Regions from separate parts of the Homo sapiens genome. Here region 1 is linked to region 2. The links are chromatin contacts, found by Hi-C in ENCODE. All regions are on one chromosome and are shown on one strand. The core of a region is the stretch at or near the end of the contact, and the rest is flanking DNA. Distances in the headings are between cores, read along the strand shown. Region 1 holds the start of LINC02133 (long intergenic non-protein coding RNA 2133). Region 2 holds the start of ITFG1-AS1 (ITFG1 antisense RNA 1).

What was found. A loop is a pair of places that touch in the nucleus more often than their neighbours do. Pooled maps may share reads with other maps.
Region 1: a map of HAP-1 shows a loop between it and region 2 (4-fold over the local background). The contact joins the promoter of LINC02133 here to the promoter of ITFG1-AS1 in region 2. A Hi-C loop is called at or near these places in 1 of 168 maps with a recorded cell type or tissue (HAP-1), 2 of 37 single-sample maps with no recorded cell type and 4 of 50 pooled maps.

What each region holds. Positions count from the first base shown.
Region 1 is chr16:47,855,704-47,859,901 of GRCh38, reverse strand. LINC02133 (long intergenic non-protein coding RNA 2133) reads right to left here and starts at 1,321. Exons shown (of 6, transcript NR_110650.1): 1 at 1-1,321. The region is part of intron 1 of LINC02192 (long intergenic non-protein coding RNA 2192); the gene reads left to right.
Region 2 is chr16:47,141,916-47,146,376 of GRCh38, reverse strand. ITFG1-AS1 (ITFG1 antisense RNA 1) reads right to left here and starts at 2,309. Exons shown (of 4, transcript NR_110904.1): 1 at 1,883-2,309. It overlaps NETO2 (neuropilin and tolloid like 2), which reads left to right and starts at 2,432. Exons shown (of 9, transcript NM_018092.5): 1 at 2,432-2,798. The coding sequence starts at 2,765. RefSeq lists silencers at 1,902-2,231, 2,292-3,131, 3,302-3,451, 4,279-4,328, 4,339-4,428.

The DNA.
Region 1 (4,198 bases), core at 72-2,571, 710 kb before region 2:
CTGCAGGCTTGAAGAGCAAGGAGAGCCAGGCAGAGTCCCAAAACTGAAGAACTTGGAGTCTGATGTTCGAGGGCAGGAAGCATCCAGCACGGGAGAAAGATATGGGCTGGAGGCTAAGCCAGTCTCGCCTTTTCACATTTTTCTGCCTGCTTTATATTCGTTGGCAGCTGATTAGATTGTGCCCACCAGATTAAGGGTGGGTCTGCCTTCCCTAGCCCACTGACTCAAATATTAATCTCCTTTGGCAACACCCTCGAAGACACACCCAGAAACAATACTTTGCATCCTTCAATCTGATCAAGTTGTTACTCAGTATTAACCATCATGCAGCCCTTGTGGGTGGAAGTCAGTAGGAAAGTCGCTTGACCCAGGGCCAGGACACCCAGCTGTGCCTGCAGATCCTGCTGCTTCTGGAGGTGTGGCTTTGGGCATCACTAAGCCTCCCTGGACCTCAGTTTCTTCATCTGTAAAGCAGATCTAAAAACCCCTATGCCTCAGGGTTGTTGCGAAGATTAAATGAGATCCTGAGTATCTGGGACTCTGAGGAGAGACCCCACACTCCTTACAGTCAGAGCAGCTCTGCGTTGCAAGGAAGGATTTGGACTCTGGGAGAGGCAAACCAGTTCAAATCCCACCTTCGCCACTTACTGCCATGCAGCCTCGGGCACATCACCTGGCCCCTCTGCGCCTCCATTGCCTGGTCTTTAAAAGGGGGATAATTAGCACAGCCTGTATCCAAGGACAGTCATCGGGATTGCTGAGTCCATGCCTGTGTTTTATCCCAGTGCCTGGCACATGCAAAGTGCCCAATAATAATAATTTGTTGTTGCTATTGCAGGGGCTCAATAAATGTCATTTCCCTCCTCAGGACGAGAGCCTTGGCACCTGAGCCAGATCATTCATTTCTTTTTCTCTTTTGATGCCAGTGATGACACATAACTTGCCCCAACAATGTAGCTCCCCGGGAAGATTTTGATGGGATAACAAAAATGTGTTTCTTGGGCTTTCTACAGCTACAGCCCTATGACTCCTGTCATGGAACTGTCAAAACAAGCTTGAAACATGCATGGGCTTTCTGCCAAGTCCTCTTGGAGAGGGAGAGATGTAGCATGCACTCCTTTCTTTCTCTCTGCACTGTCCCTACTCCCACCCACCCCGATCCTTCTGCAGCAACACACTGTGTCAGCCGTGCTTGAGTGGTTTGGTAAAACAGGGCTCATTTTAGCTCCCTTTGGCAGAACACAGGGTGGTGTGGAGACGGCCGGAGAGTAGAGGCACGTGAAAATGGTTCAGAAATGCCTGGGAGATGCCATCGGTTTGTACCAGGTGCTAGACGCTAGGGTTATGGCTGCTGTGCCCTCGTGGCTGACTTTGAGTCATGGCTTGTGAAACTCTGCATGCTGATCAGGAATCAGAGCAACTAAGGACAGACAAGGACACCCATCTACCTTGAGTCAGGTCCTTCAGAGTGATCTGAGATGCCAAGGGCAGCAGGTGGCTGCCAAACCTTATTGCCAAATTGTCATAGCTCCTTTGTTGTTTCTGGTTTTGATATCAATCTTGTAAAACAGAGACGCTCCTGCTTCCTAAGGTCTTGGAGTCAGGAATTTGTAAAAAACAATTTCACTTCAAGCTTCCACAAACACACTGTTTCCCCTGCCTCTGCTTCCCTGTTGTGACCAGGAAGGCGGTACTATCATACAGTTAACCCTCCACATGAGATAAATAGGAATCTTTTGAAAGCCACTGTATTCCATCCATAAATTATCAGCTGTACAGATGCAGACCTCTGGCTGACACAGAAATCACTCCTCCAAATCCCCACCATGTATAGGCATTTAGAAACAACTCATTGTACTTCACTGGTCCCCTGTTTCCCTTTAGAGAGGTTTATAGTGGTCAAGACTCTTGGGTACAGATGATAGAAACCCACCTGAAATTGACCTAAGCATGAAAGAAGACATACTATTCCCATGATAGAGACACTTGGGGGTAGTTCAGCTTCGGGCACAGCAGGATCCAAATGTCAAAAAAATATTTCCAGCCAGCTGCGGGGGTTCATGCCTATAATTCTAGCACTTTGGGAGACCAAGGTGGAAGGATGGCTTGAGCCATGAGTTTGAGACCAGCCTGGGCAAGATGGCCAGACCCTGTCTCTACAAAAATAAATTAGCCAGTCATGGGTGATGTGTGCCTGTAGTGCCAGCTACTCAGGAGGTGCAGATGGGAGAATGCCTTGAGCCCAGGCATTCCAGGTTGCAGTGAGCTATGATCGCACCACTGTACTCCAGTCTGGGCAACAAAGGGAGACCCCATCTCACTCTGTTGAGCTCGCATTGTCCAGCTATATATATATATATATAGCTGACATATATATATATATATAGCTGACATATATATATATAATAGCTGATATATATATATATAGCTGACATATATATATATAGCTGACATATATATATATAGCTGACATATATATATATAGCTGGACATATATATATATATGTATAGCTGGACATATATATATATGTGTGTATATATAACGATTTTATTACCTACATCTTAACATCTTACCTACATCTTACCAGTTTAGCCTCCCCAGGAGAGTGAGGTTTGCTTTACTAATATTTCCAGCAAAAATCTTAGCAAAGGATGGCCATGTCTCTGAGTGGCCCTACCCGTGTCTCATGCCTATCCAGGACCCAACCTCTGTGGCTAGGGGTATATCCTTACATGATCCCCATGTTAATAGCTGTTATTGACTACTATGTGCCAAGTCTTTAACTATATTATCGCTCATCTCACAACAAAATGAAAGATATCTATTTACTATCCCCATTTTTCAAGTGACGGAACAGGATTAGAGACGTTAAATAACTTGCCCAAGTTCACATCCCCCAAATGGAGAAACTAAAATTTTGGCTCAGTTCTCCAGGACTCCCTATCAGAGTGCCAAAATGGCCCATCTCCCTGCAGCTGCAGAATAAGTGAGCTGTCTCATAAAATGTGCATTCATTCCATAGACATTAATTAGGCACTGCTCTGTGCAGTCACAGGTTATGACTGGAAGATTCCTGGGACATTTCAGCACTCCAGGCACTAGCTTCCTCAAGCCCCATATGGACCCCTTCTGGAAACCCACCTGGTAATAAATAGTAGGACCCTGGTCTCTTGAGAGACACATGGCTCATCTGGTAATTCTGGGTAGTAGAACCTTTCCAAAGAGGAATAAGTCATCATTTGCAACTTCTGCCCTACCTGTTTGACTCACTCTCAAAAAGTCTACCATCTAGGTAAGATAAAAATAAAAAGGGGGTCACAGACCAAGTTTGCTTGGTCCCTATATTTTTTTCTGAATTGGATTTGTTACCAATACTGAAAAGATAGGACTAGTATTTCACATTCAAAGCCATGTTTCCGGTTTCTTCTAAATATATCAAATGTGGCAGCATTGAGGCCAGATTCTTACATGGCAAAGGTCAGTAGGAACTGACAAGATGACTGGCTGCTGCTTTGGGGTGGGGCGTGTGCTCTCCGGTTTGCCCTAGTCCCTTTCATTCCTTATTGCCTTACACCAAGGCTGCCTTACTCATTGACTTTACCTGCTGAGTGAGCAGCACAAATGCAGTGTGAAACAGCACAAAAAAGAGGCGATGAGCATGCAGAGAGAGGAGCAATGAGCTCCCCTGGGTGGAGAAGGGGAAATGAGAAAGAGGCCCCAGCCTTAAAGGAGGAGTAGGGTTTTAAATATCAAAGTTTCTTCACATGTAGGGTGGATTATTATTGGTAGAGTGGAGCACTGTGGGGAAGGGATTTGCCAAGGTGAGCGATAAGCATGGGAAAAGCTACAGGCAGAATGTCCACCTAGTGTTTGGGTAGCCCTGCCCGCAGAGGCAGTATGTCAGGAGGTCACATAATGGAGAACAGGCAAGATAAAAGACCAGCTGGACTGGATTCTGCAGCGGCCTCACCAGCCCACTGGGGCCTCTGAACACGCGCACACACACACACAACCCCAACACACACAGAAGCTCATGGGTCCAGAGGTGCACTAGTGCCCACTGGGCCCTAGGGACCTCCAAGTGGGCCTGGGGCTGGGAAGCTGTGCTCCAGACTCAGGCATACCTCGTGCTCCCCATGAATGTGATTGTATCCTCCACCACCCTGGTGGGCATCTTGACCCATCCTGCAGGGGTCA
Region 2 (4,461 bases), core at 1,060-3,559:
GAAAACGCTTCCCTTTTGATTTGGCTAACATATGGCCACACAGTAGTCTCAGCTATGATCTGTGCTTTCCTACATTCCTCGAAAAATCGACTGCAGACGATTCCACCAGCACATCTAAAAAAGATAGGTGTCTTAAAAGGGAGCCACAAAATGAACATTCCCAATTGGAATCTACTCCCAAGCCAACATTCTAGAGGAAAAAAGATTTTTTAGGTTTAATCAAAATAATACAAGTAAGAGCTTCTAAAGTAAACGTAGAAGTATTACAGATCTACTTTTGGAATTCTTGTGGTTGCTCTAATCTCTCCCCTTTTATTACAACCTCAACTGCCAGATGAAATCTTCCCAGAACTCCATTACTGCACTATTAAAAGTAATCATTTACCTAACTAGCATTTGAGCACCTATCTCCATAATCAAAGCCCACCATGTCCAACCTCTTTATACCAAACACAACACTTGCCCCACGTTCCAGGCTCATCCTGCTCCCTGCCTGCTGAGCTCTTCTTCTGCCTCCTCTCCTCTCGCCACCCCAAGCATTTCCATGGTTTGTGTGTCACCTCCTTCAGGAAGTCTTCTCTGATGACATGACACGCAGATTTTTCCTTCAGTCAACAACTTCACATTAAGAAACTATTATGTTAATTTGAGAGCCCCTTCCTCTCAAATTTTTTTGGTTCACTGTTGTCTGTAACCTATACTTAATATTGTCTTCTTACTCTCCTATTCTACTAATATGCTACATCATTATTATTATTTGAGACGGAGTCTCGCTGTTGCCCAAGCTGGAGTGCAGTTCAAGCGATTCTCCTGCCTCAGCCTCCCTAGTAGCTGGGACTACAGGCGCGTGCCACCACGCCCAGCTAATTTTTGTATTTTTAGTAGAGATGGGGTTTCACCATGTCGGCCAGGCTGGTCTTAAACCTCTGACCTCGGGTGACCCGCCTGCCTCAGCCTCCCAAAGTTCTGGGATTACATGCGTGAGCCACCTTTTCATATCCGTGGGAAAAAGTTCTTAAATGTTTTATTTCCTAATTGGTTCTCGTGTGCGATCTTAACTGTAGTAGGTGGTTACCTTTAGGAACCCAAACTTACCCATCTTTTATGCCCCCATTCACAGCACATGGCAAAGGGTGAAACACCTCGATATTAATTGGTGTTAAGTATGTTTTTCCTTTGTAAATCTCATGAATTATTTATGCTTTTGTACCTTTCTTGAAGGAATACAAAGTGAGAGAGAAGAGCTTAACACCTGAAAAATGTTTCAGTTGCCTGACATTGTCTTTAGCTACAATTGGTTAGACAAACGTTTACAGAGTTCCTACTACACGCAGAGACAGGCATAAATATTCTATTATGGTAAGGCCTTGATCACGGTTGTTATCTCCAGCACCAATCATTGTCTTCTGCACATAATTAACACCCAATACGTATGTGTGGAGTGAAAAAAATGAATGCAGTCGGCCTGCCTGCAAGCAGCTGATATTTTAATGGTGTGAGGGTGAGGGAGATATAAAGGATGAACAAATAAATAAATGAGGAAGGTCATATCAGTGTGATAACCGCTGTGGAGAAAATAAAGCAGGATCATGAATACCACCAACAGCCAGGCAGTTGTTGGCAGACCTGGAGACTCCCATCAGCTGGCGAAGCTGCCCAGCGTAGTGGTTAGCTGCTAGGAGGGCAGCCCCGGGGGAGGTGCACAGCCCTGCCGCTCATTCGCTACGCGGCTCTGGACGAAGGGCTTCACCTCTCTGGCCTCGACTTTCCAATCCCCTAAAACCTACTTCATGAGGGGGAGTCTGAGGAGTTGGTACTAAAGTGCCTGTCAACCTGGCGGGCGCTAGGGAAACGCCGGCAGCGCCGCGGGTCGGGAACTCACCGGCGCGAAGGGCACGGAGAGCCTCGGGCTCCCTCTGCCGATGTCCGCGCTTCCCTGCCCAGGGTCGAGCAAGGCTGAGCTGGGCAAAGTTTTGACCTTGAATGGAGGTCTGGGGGACTAGGGACCGGCGCCCCTCTCTGTCTGCTAGGGCTGGCGGAGACCCGGCAGGCCGGCGAGGGTGCGGGGCCGAGGTGGGCGGCGCTTCCCGGGCGCCTCCGTCAGACGGGAGGCATCGAGGGCTCGGCCAGCTGCCCCGGGCGCCCTGCGCGGCGGCTGGGCACGGGCCGGTCACTGCCCCGGCGCCGGCCTCTCGGACGAGGCCGCCGCGCAGCCACGGCGAGAGGCACCCTCACTACCCCCGCGCCCAGCCGGCTCCCAGCCCTAACGGCAGCCGGCGGGGAGCGACGCCGTCCCACGGCGCGAGGCCGCGGCGGGCGCGCGAGGCGCGGCGCGGGGCGGGGCGGGGCGGGCACATGCGCACAGGCGGCGCAGCCGGCACGCGGCGCTCGCGCTCCCTCCTTAAATGAGCCTGGGCGCCCCGCGCCCGCCACTTCAGTGGATCCCGCGCCGGGGCCGCGGGCGGAGCTGCCTGCCGGTCCCGCGCCGCGCGTCCGCACTCCTCGGCCCTCGGGCGGTCGATGGGACGGGGCGCCGCGGAGCAGGAGGCGGCGCCCGTCGGGGTGCTCGGGCCGCGCGGGAGCCCACTGTGGGGCTCGGGCATGGCGGGCCGCAGGACCTGAGCTCTCCTCAGGGGAGCGGGGAGGCAGCTGCTGGCCGGCGATGGGGACGGAGTGGGGCCGTCGCCGCCGCGCCGAGCCGTGAGCGCCGAGCCACCGCCGCCGCTACCTCAGCCCTTCGCGAAGCGCCGGGCAGCTCGGGAACATGGCCCTGGAGCGGCTCTGCTCGGTCCTCAAAGGTAAGGACCGGGGCTGGGGCCACGGACGGCGCCCCCTGCGGGCCGAGGCTGGCGCGCCGCCCTGCCCGCGCCTCTGCGTCCCTTACCCGCGCCCGGGACCCGACGCGCCTCTTTGTCTGGCGGGGCTCGCGGCTACTCGGAGCGGACCGCGGGGCGCGAGCCCTGCCCGGCTCCGCCGGCTCTCCGGGCGCGCCGCTTCCGACCCCTGCGAGTCCGGCCGACGTTCGCGGGGCGCGTGTGGGAAGAGGGATCGGGTCGGGAAGGCGGCCAGGAGGCCCCTGGGCCCAGCAGGGCCCTCCGGGCTGCGCCCTCGCGCCGCTTCCGTAGAATTCCGCGCATCCCTTTGCAAAGTTGTGAGATTCCTGTCGTGGAGCGGAGGCCGCTCTTTCTCCAGATGTGATGGCAAAAAGTAATTCCACGAGAACAATAAAAGCCGCGGCCGTGACGTCGTGCAGTGGTTTTCGAATAGCCCCGCGGCGCCTGCACCTCGCGGCGGGGAACGGGGCCTGCTGGGCCAGCCGGGTCCCACCTGCTGCGGCCACGGAGGCTGCGGCACCACTGCGGGCTCCGGGGGCGGCGCGCGGGCGCCGCGGACCCGGCTTGTCCCGGCCCCCGGGGAGCGCTGCTGCTCGGGTGCTTCCCGGGACGCGGCGCTCCTCGCGCTCCGCCAGAGGTCTCAGAATTCCCCGCCGCTGGTGTTCGGTTCTTACTAATTTGTTGTACTGGGAATTAAAACAGTTGGCTTGTCCAGAGCACAGAGCTCTAAAACCTACTCCACCGGCTTTGCATTTCCCAGGAGGTGGTAATTTAGATGAAAATTTATATACATAGATAATTAGGATTGGGATACAAAGTTGCTCCTGAAACTCGGACTGAATAAATCGTCTTTTCAATTTCCAGAGGGAAAACAGCACCACCACTCAGTAAAGGACTTCCCTTTTTCCCCCTGCTGATTTAAATTGAAAGCTGACGTGTTTGTAATGTCGTAACATGTTCTTTTTTTAAAAATTTCGAGGGTACGGCTGAGGCATTATTAACGGTGTTATGTATAACTCAGCACTGTATCTTAATATTTGTAGAGTGACTTTTTTCCTGCTCCCTAACAGCACTTTTTTCAAATTTGTTTTATTAGAAAGTTCAGTGTAATTTTGCTTTTGATTTTAATTGGACACATTGTCTACTCTCCACATATTCCTAAATTCGTAATTGAGATTTCAGTAATTCGAAACGTTTAACTACCCCACTGTAAACGTATCTACAGCTTGTACTAAGGTAACCTAGGACTTTCTAGCTGATGAATATTTCACAAACCGTAAATCCGTAGTGATTTCTTTATTACAATTGAAAACAACTCTGAAATTCATCCTGTGGCTTTCATATCTCTAACTCCTAATTTTTACAGTCATTCCTGGGAAAGGAATGTTTTTACTCTTTCGTGATAAACCGTATGCACACTAGGATTTCTGATCGTGTTGCTTATCTGAATTTTCTGCCGTTGTCGGATTGCGCCCTCACTACGGTAAGGTTGTCAGCATGCTACTGACCGTGCATCCGAGAGCACCCCCGGATGAAATCGCGTAGATCTGTCACACCGCTTTACCTGCAGAACTTGATAAAATCGAGCTGGATAGGGTAGGGGCTGGTAGCGCCTCCTCCAATGGTG